Regions from separate parts of the Homo sapiens genome. Here region 1 is linked to region 2. A link is an interaction called in ENCODE POLR2A ChIA-PET data of the cell type or tissue named here. Cell type or tissue: PC-3. All regions are shown on one strand. Links, peaks and the distances in the headings refer to the core of each region. The heading gives the core; the rest is flanking DNA.

What was found. Peaks named below come from ENCODE experiments on the same cell type or tissue, not always from the same donor. Only the 100,000 strongest peaks of a DNase experiment are listed, where the experiment ranks them.
Region 1: POLR2A ChIA-PET joins it to region 2 with 5 read pairs; 5 of 35 experiments call an interaction of 5 or more read pairs at or near these places.

The regions. Positions count from the first base shown.
Region 1 is chr14:50,585,168-50,589,572 of GRCh38, reverse strand. It overlaps ATL1 (atlastin GTPase 1), which reads right to left. Exons shown (of 14, transcript NM_015915.5): 2 at 1,495-1,742. Among named protein-coding and RNA genes, the nearest start is that of ATL1, 27 kb to the right of the region's middle. In PC-3, for the core only: no CTCF peak of the experiment used is centred there; no DNase peak of the experiment used is centred there.
Region 2 is chr14:50,657,524-50,661,928 of GRCh38, reverse strand. All of the region lies in intron 2 of SAV1 (salvador family WW domain containing protein 1), which reads left to right. Among named protein-coding and RNA genes, the nearest start is that of SAV1, 8.6 kb to the left of the region's middle. RefSeq lists an enhancer at 4,197-4,405. In PC-3, for the core only: no CTCF peak of the experiment used is centred there; DNase peaks (open chromatin) are centred at 1,968 and 2,408; H3K4me3 peaks cover 381 bases; H3K27ac peaks cover 2,099 bases.

The sequences.
Region 1 (4,405 bases), core at 135-4,134, 72 kb after region 2:
GATCCACACATCTTCAAAATCTATTCTAACTTCCAATATCTCTATGAAGCTTTCTCCAGTTACTTTTGCCTACAATATGCCCTTCCCTGAACTACACTTAGAAATACGTCGATCAGGCTGGGCATGGTGGCTCATGTCTGTAATCTCAGCACTTTGGGAGGCCGAGGCAGGTGGATCACAAGGTTAGGAGTTTGAGACCAGCCTGGTCAACATAGTGAAACCCTGTCTCTACTAAAAATACAAAAAATTATCCAGATGTGGTGGCGCATGCTTGTAATCCCAGCTACTTGGGAGGCTGAGGCAGGAGAATCCTTGAACCCGGGAGGCAGAGGTTGCAGTGAACCAAGATTGCGCCACTGCATTCCAGCCTGGGTAACAAGAGTGAAACTCTGTATCAAAAAAAAAAAAAAAAAAAAAGAAAGAAAGAAAAGAAAAAATATATCTGTCACCATATCACCATGTAATGATGCTCTAAATATTTCACCTATTGTTATTCTGTCTCCTTGGCCAAACCATGAGATGCCTAAGTGCAAAATCTATGGTATGTTTTCTTTGGTATCCACCATAGTGCCTAGCACAATCTAGAACATTTAGCAGGTAGTCAATAAATAATTACTATTGAGGTAGAAATTGAAATTTTTCCAATAAGGTATTACCTGGAAAAATGTCTTGGGATGCATACTTCAATGAATAAATTGTGATTATTATTAATTAGCATAATAACATTTCCATAACATTCACTCTGAGTCAATGATCTACATTGAGATATTCATAAAAATCCTAAGCCTGAAAAATAACCTTGAAGGACAAGGAAAACATACCCAGCTAATTTTTGTGTGTTTTTTTTTAGTAGAGACAGGGTTTCACCATGTTGGCCAGGATGGTATTGATCTCTTGACCTCGTGATCCACCCACCTCGGCCTCCCAAAGTGCTGGGATTACAGGCGTGAGCCACAGTGCCCGGCCAGCAATTTATTTTCAAATGCATCAAAGAATAACTTGGAGTGATGGCTGGAAAGAGGGATGAATAGATGGAGTCATAAGTGATAAAGCAGGAATACTAATGTTAATGGTAGAATCTGGGTGGTGGATACCAAGATGTTTAGTATAAAATTTTTTTAACTTTGCTATATGCTTGAAATATTTCATACTAAATGTTGGAAAAAAGTGATTACAATACAAAAATTATGTGACATTTTAAACACTATAACATTTAAGTCTATAATCAGAATATTATGTGCCTATTTTTAAAAGAATAAAAATATAAGTTATATTCTAAGGGAAATGCAGCAAAGCAGCTTCAGAGAAAATTGGTCTGTGTAGTTTGGTCCCCAAAGCACTGAGGTTGGAATGGTTACACCACAGCATTTCTTTAGCTGGTTCATATATAGGGTACATAATAATAGAAATGAAAATTTTGAACACCATGAAATAAAAACATGAAGTGACAGAAGCACAGAAGAAAGAAAACTTTTTAAAGTACTTCCTGCATACCTGGTTGTACATGTATCTCAACATGAAGTCCATCAGGAATGATTTTCCTTTTCTAAATGCTCCAGCAACAGATACAGCAACAACCTCCTTGTCTCTGACAGCCTCCGAGAGAAGGATCCGATTTAATGCAGTTTCATCTAACTCAAAGGAATGGTCATCTTTGACAATGAGGACTTGGACTGGTCCTGCCTTTTTCACTGGCTCCTCCTCTTCTGAGCTCCATTCATATGTCTTTTCCGAAAATCCACCTGTTGAACAGAGCAGTGACTGGTTCAGCTAATCATCTCAAAGTGCCAAGAAATGTATATGTACCTCTTAACTCTCAAACATCCGACACAGGAGCATACTGGAATTATAAATGCTCATTTTATGCTGGGTGCAGTGGCTCATGCCTGTAATCCTAGCACCTTGGGAGGCTGAGGTGGGAGGATCGCTTGAGCCCAGGAGTCAAGAGCACCCTGGGCAACATAGTGAGATCCTGTCTATACAAAAAATTTTAAAATTCGTCAGGTGTGGTAGCACGTGCCTGTGGTCCCAGCTCTCAGGAGGCGGGGGTGGGAGGATCACTTGAGCCCAGGAGGTCAAGGCTACAGTGAGATATGATTGTGCCACTGCACTCCAGCCTGGACAATAGAGGGAGACCCTGTCTCAAAAAAGAAAAAGAAAAAAAGAAAGAAAGAAAAGAAATGTTTGTTTTAATGACATATTTTAATGTCATTCACACTATATCCCAGGAGGACTTACATTTGTTCTTTCTGATCATATGACTGAATCAAAAAAATTTTTCAAGAAAACTCTAAGTCAGTGCAGATGTCTCTGTCTGCTGAGTCAGAAAGAAAATCAAAGCAAAGCACTCTACTTTTGGAGCAGAGGAATAAAATGGTTGTAGTTCACACTTTCTTTATCCCCTAGAAATAGCTTATTTACATAAAGGATCCTTGCAATACTTTTTAAAGCTGAACATATATAGGAAGAAATACCTAGAAGGGCTCAGAATCACAGATTCTCAAGCATGCTATTGGTATTATTATAGATGAGGAAATTAAAGCCAAAGATGTGACTGACCTTGCCCAAGAGATGGAAATGGAATTTAGAAGGAAGGAAATGGTAGACTTCCTCATATAGGATTTCTATATCTTTCTCATGTTATTTATTTAATCTTTGTAATGTTCCAGTACGGTATTTATTATTATCTGTATTTTTGACACATGAGAAAATTAAGAATCTAATTAAATTTCCCAAGAGCACAACTATTAGAAAGTGACAGATTACAGGTCCAAGTTCACATGGACGGTAACTGCCAAACTGGGATTAGATTGCAAGAGTCAAAACTTTCATCCCAGATCTTTCTACTACAATAAAAAAAAAAAAATTCTGCCTCTTTGGTAGCAATCAAATAACTTTTGGACAACACATACATAGGCTCGTTTGCTTTATATCATAAGAACAGAAAGTCTATACATACACCAATTAATTCCTCAGATCAGATATATGACCTAGCCTCAAAGAAACCCTCAATAATTGCTATTGTAGAAACCTTAATCCCCAATGTTAGAGATGAGGCCTTTGGGAGGCCTTAGATTATGCTTAGATTAAGTTACGAGGGTCTCCCATCATAGAGTTAGTTCCCTTATAAGAAAATTAAGGAACCAGAGCCCCTTTTCTCTGAATTATGAGGATACACGAAGAAAGCAGTCTATGAACCAGGAGGAAGACCCTTACAAAAAAACCCAGCCCTGCTGGCAGTCTCATCTCATCCAGCTGCCAGAACTGTGAGAAATAAATGTTTGTTGTTTAAGCCACCCCAGTCTATGATTTTCTGTTACAGCAGCCCAGAGTGACTAAGACAATGATAATAATTTTGAAACAAACTGGACTCTTAAATAATCTTTTATCTAAATTTTTGAAAATATCTTTAGGTAGACATTCTTCATGATGTCTATTTGATAAGAAGTTTTATAACTAGATAAAAGCAAGGCAATCATCTCTTGGCATAATTTTAAATAAGTCTTCAGATCACATTGATATATATATATCACATTGATAACTTTATTGCTGTTCATCTATAAAATAATGCTATTGAAATACTGAAAATATATAATTTTAGTTTTGCATGAGTAGAGATAAGTATACACCACTACTTTCTGAACAATCATACAAAGCATCTAGAGACAACAGACCATTGCCTATAGCCACGAATCAGAGTTGTTCTCTCTGCAAAGTTAAGAAAAGTTGACTTTTTATCTGAAAGATAATAGCTTCTATATTGCCATTTCACAGGTGCTGGAGTCAGAGAGCCTTTGTTTAAATCCCAGCCTTACAATTTACAACATAAAGTTGTGGAAATTATTTAGCTTCCCAATGGCTCACTATGCTCCATTTTAAAAAGATTCATAATGGTACCCATATCAGAAAGCCTTTGTGAAGACTTAACAAAGTAATTTCCATTAAATAAAGATTGAAGAATCTGACAAATAGTACATGCTTAATGAATGGTGACTGTTATTAATACTATTATCTATTCATGTCTGATTACAGTCCTACCTACCACCTAATTTCAGTCTCAGTACAAAGGCCCTTTTTGAGAATAGCAAATACATATTTTATTTGATGACGCTCCTTGCCTATGATTTAATTATGATCTGAGCACACAAATGTGAATCACAGACCCAAGCTAGACATAATATTTTGGATAGAGAAACAGCTTTGGGGCAGAAAACTAGATCATAACTTTCTATAGACTGAAATAATTGTTTGCAACAAACTACACATATGCAAAAGGTACTGGAGAATGCACATAGAAATGGAATTTCTGGGTTGTAAGTTTTTCAAATATTCAACTTTAAAACATGGAGCAAAATTGTCTTTTTCTAAGTGGCTATATAAATGTTTCACTTCCGCCAGCAATTTA
Region 2 (4,405 bases), core at 223-4,222:
AGCAAACCGAACAAAGCTAGAAGCATCACACTACCTGTCTTCGAAATAAGGCTATAGTAACCACATACAAGGTTATAGTAACCACAAATAAGGCTATAGTAACCACAATAATATGGTATTGGTATAGAAAGACACATAGACCAATGGAACAAAAATAGGTAATGCAGAAATAAATCCACATATTTACAGCCAACTGATTTTTTTACAAAAGCACCAAGAACGTGCATTGGGAAAAGGACACTTTCTTCAATAAACGATGCTGGGAAAATTGGATATCCACATGCAGAAGAATGAAATCTGACCCTTGTCTCACCATATGCAAATTCAACTTGAGATGGATTAAAGACTTAAGACCTGAAATTATAAAAGTACTAGAAGAAAATGTAGGGGAAACACTTCAGGACATCGATCTAACAAAGATTTTATGGCTAAGACCTCAAAAGCACAGGCAACAAAAACAAATAGACATATGGGACTATATTAAACCAAAAGGCGTCTGCACAGTAAAGGAAACAACAGAATGAAGAGACAACATATTGAATAGGAGAAAGTGTTTGCAAAAGATTCATCCAGCAAGGGACTAATATCCAGAATATGCAAGGAAGCCAACAGTAAGAAAAACAACCCCATTAAAAAGTGGGCAAAGGACATGAATAGACGTTTCTCAAAAGAAGACATACAAATGGCCAAAAGGTATGTGAAAAAATGTGCAACATCACTAATCGTCAAGGAAATGTAAGTGAAAACCACAGTGAGGTGTCTTACCCCAGTCAGAATGGCTATTGTTAAAAAGACAAAAAAATATACTACTGGTGAGAGTGTGAAGAAAAGGCAACTGTTACAGACTGTTGGTGGGAATGTTACAATAATTAGGACAGGCACTATGAAAAACAGTTTGGAAATTTCTCAGAAAACCGAAAACAGAACTACCATATGATCCGGCAGTTCCACTGCTGGGTATCTATCTAAAGGAAAAGAAATCAGTATATCAAAGAAATACCTGCACTCCCATGTTTATCATGTCATTTGCAGCAGCTTGAATGGAACTGGAGGTCATTATATTAAGGGAAATCAGGCACAGAAAGAGAAGTGTCTCATGTTCTTACTCACATGTGGGAGCGAAACACATTGATTTCATGGAGATAGAATGATAGCAGAGGTTGGGAAGGATGGGAGGGGAGGTAAAGAGAGGTAGGTTAATGGGTCCAAACATAAAGTTAGATGGAATAAGTTCTAAGGTTTGATAGCAGAGTAGGGTAACTACAGTTAACATTTTGAAATAGCTAAAAGAGAGGACTTGAAATGTTCCCAACACATAGAAATGATAAATACTCACGGTGATGGATACCCTAAATACCCTGACTTGATTATTTCATACTCTTTGCATGTATCACAATATCACATGTACCCCATAAACATGTGCAAATAATTATGTATCCAAAAAATGCTATAAAACAATGTTACCACCTGACTGGGCTCTTGTCTGCTATCCGAATAGAGCAGAACACTGAGACAGCAGATACTGTAAAGAAGAAAGAGTTTAATTATTGCAAGGCAGCTGAGTAAGGAGGATGGGAAATGTTTCTCAGAGTCATCACCGCCAAGACTGGAGAAGCTAAGATATTTAAAGATGATTTGGCAGGCAGGGGGCTAGGGGATGGGTGCTGGTGATTGGACTGGTATGAGATCATAGGGTTATCAATGCTGTCTTCATGTGCTGAATCAGTTGCTGGGAAATTGGGGAGTCACAAGACCAAGTCAGTTCCTTGGTTGAGTTCATGGAACACTGGTCCATTTGGTGTCAGTTGGTCCACTTGTAAGCAAAGTCTGAAAAATATCTCGAAGACCAGTCTTAGGTTTTACAGTAGTGTTTGTGACTGCCAGTTACTATGGAAAGAAAGCTGGGAAAAAATGGCAGGTTACTGTTTAAACCTATAGCTTAGCAGAAGAGTTTGCAGGAGGTGAGATCACCAGTGATCAAAGTGGCCTGGCCTGTTTGGCCAGTCCAAATTCTGGAAACTATCAAGGGGGTCTGTGTGATCTAGGATCATTGTTTTCTTGTTCTTCTCTTCTATTTTCTTTTTTGAGACAGGATCTTGCTCTGTTGCCCGGGCTGTAGTGCAGTAGCATGATCACAGCTCACTGCAGCCTCGACCTCGGGCTCAAGCAATCCTCCCACCTCAGCCTCCTGAGTAGCTGGGACTACAGGCATGCACCACCACACCTGGCTAATTTTTTGTATTTTTAGTAGAGACTGAATTTCAGTGTTGCCCAGGCTGGTCAAACTCCCAAGCTCAAGCAATCTGCCTGCCTTGGCCTCCCAAAGTGCTGGGATTACAGGCATGTGCCGCAGCACCCAGTCTGGATTATTGTTCTTTAAAAGAAACAGGTTTGTTAATCTTATGGGCAGCCTGCCCAGGGGCTGCCACAGGAAGACAATTATTAGTGACTGCCATTTGTTGAAATGACTTTGCAAGCAGTCATACATGGAGGTGGAAAAAGAGAAGGAAAATATTTTATCAAAATTCGGGCCCCTACCGTAATTTTAATCTTGAGGGTGTTTTTAATTTTATGAGGGAGGCTTCAGCAGGAGTCAGCAAGCTACACCCATAGGCCAGATAGACTTGCCTCCTGCAATACAGTAGTTTTATTGGAACACACATGCACTGAAATAAGATTTGATTTCATGGAATAGCCAAGACCTTGTTTTAATGAGACAGTAGACTTCTGCCTTCGAAGTCTCATCCCAGGCTCTTTTATATCAGATTGCGTTAGGTTTAAAGAAGGTTGCAGGTAGTTGAAGAATCTCAGGTAATAAGGTATCTCTCCCAACCAAAAAAAAAAAAAAAAAAAAATTCTTTACAGCAGTTGATACACTGCTTGAGAGCTTGAGAGACTTCATTTGATAAGATTAATTTTTATCAGGGCAATATAGATTTAATGTTTTACCTTGTAGAAAAAAGTAGTACTTTTTTTGAAGGAATCTCTAAAGTTGCAGGGAAAGATTAATAACCAATTACATGCCAAACAGAAAAGCCTAATAACTGCCTCTTCCACAAGGGAAAAATCTGAATATGAGACAGTAGCTGAAAGTTTCTTGAATTCACCTTGAGAAGACTTAAAACATATTTTTAGGATTTATGCTGAATAAGGTTCAAGGAATTTGAATGAATAGAAAGGAGAAAGTAAGTTTGTAGGAGGATAGGATAGGTTTGTGCGATAGATCTATTTTCAGAAACATTGAATTTTGATTGTCATAAGCATAAAAAGGTTGGAAAATTTGTTTTGTAATGACTTAATGGCAATAGTAATTCCTGTCAATTAGTTATTAGATTTTCAGGAAACACCTTGTGTCAAGGGTTAAATTCAGCTTATTGTATTTAGTAGAAGCACAAAAACAAGTTGTATAATCTCAGAAAGTTTTAGAGCCTAGAAAGTTCTACGTTTAGCTGTAGAACTTTCAGATTAGAAAATTTGACCTTTAATGTTCTTGGCCGCATACCAGTCACGCACTTACTGTATGTTCCAAAGAAAGGAATCCTGCTGTTAACAGGAAGTCTTTAGTTGGAATACTAAAGGCAGACTGAATTCCTTTGTTTTGCGCTTAAATTTTAGTTCTGTCTCGAAAACATTTTTAAACGTTTAAAGATGACTAAAGAAATCAGGATACAAAAATCAGACTGAAAAGTGTGAGCTTTATCAAGAAATACTGGATTTGCAGTTACTCGGGTAATGTGTAAATATTTGTGTAACCAGAATCTTTTGAGGAGGGGTTGATAATCTTTAGAGACACCACCTTTTCTGTATTTATTTTGCAGAGGAAGAGAGAAAGCATTTGGTTGAGTTTAATACTTAGATCTTTTTATCAACATCTTGATTATAACACATGCTAATAATGTGTAGCATCCATTACTAGGGACCCTGTGGAACTGTGTTAGAGCTCTAGATCCATTTTATTCTCTGTAGCCACTACAAAATTTGGAAACCGGCCTATTTGAGTCTTATTCATAATGGTAGATCTCATAAATATCTGCCTGGTTGTATGAGATTAAGTTTTTTGGCACATCTACTGATAGCTGAGAGAGAAAATAATACTTTATCTGTGTCTTCGACTAAGTCATATGTTTAGTGTGTGAATGTTTTACTTTGTATTAATAGAAGGTGTTTGTGCAGTTAATTCCTGCAAATAGAAGCTGTTTTGAGGATTAATTGTGAATCCAGTTTATTACTTTCAAGGACTACTTGAAATTACAGAAAGGTAATTTTGTTCTTGTCACTCAAAAACTGAAGTTACCATTTTTTCCCACTGATTTGGATCAAAATTGGTGGCTTGCTTTTTCTTTTACTAGTGGTAGTCATATTTTTCTTTAAAGAATAAATAACAATTGATCTTTTGTTGCTGAGA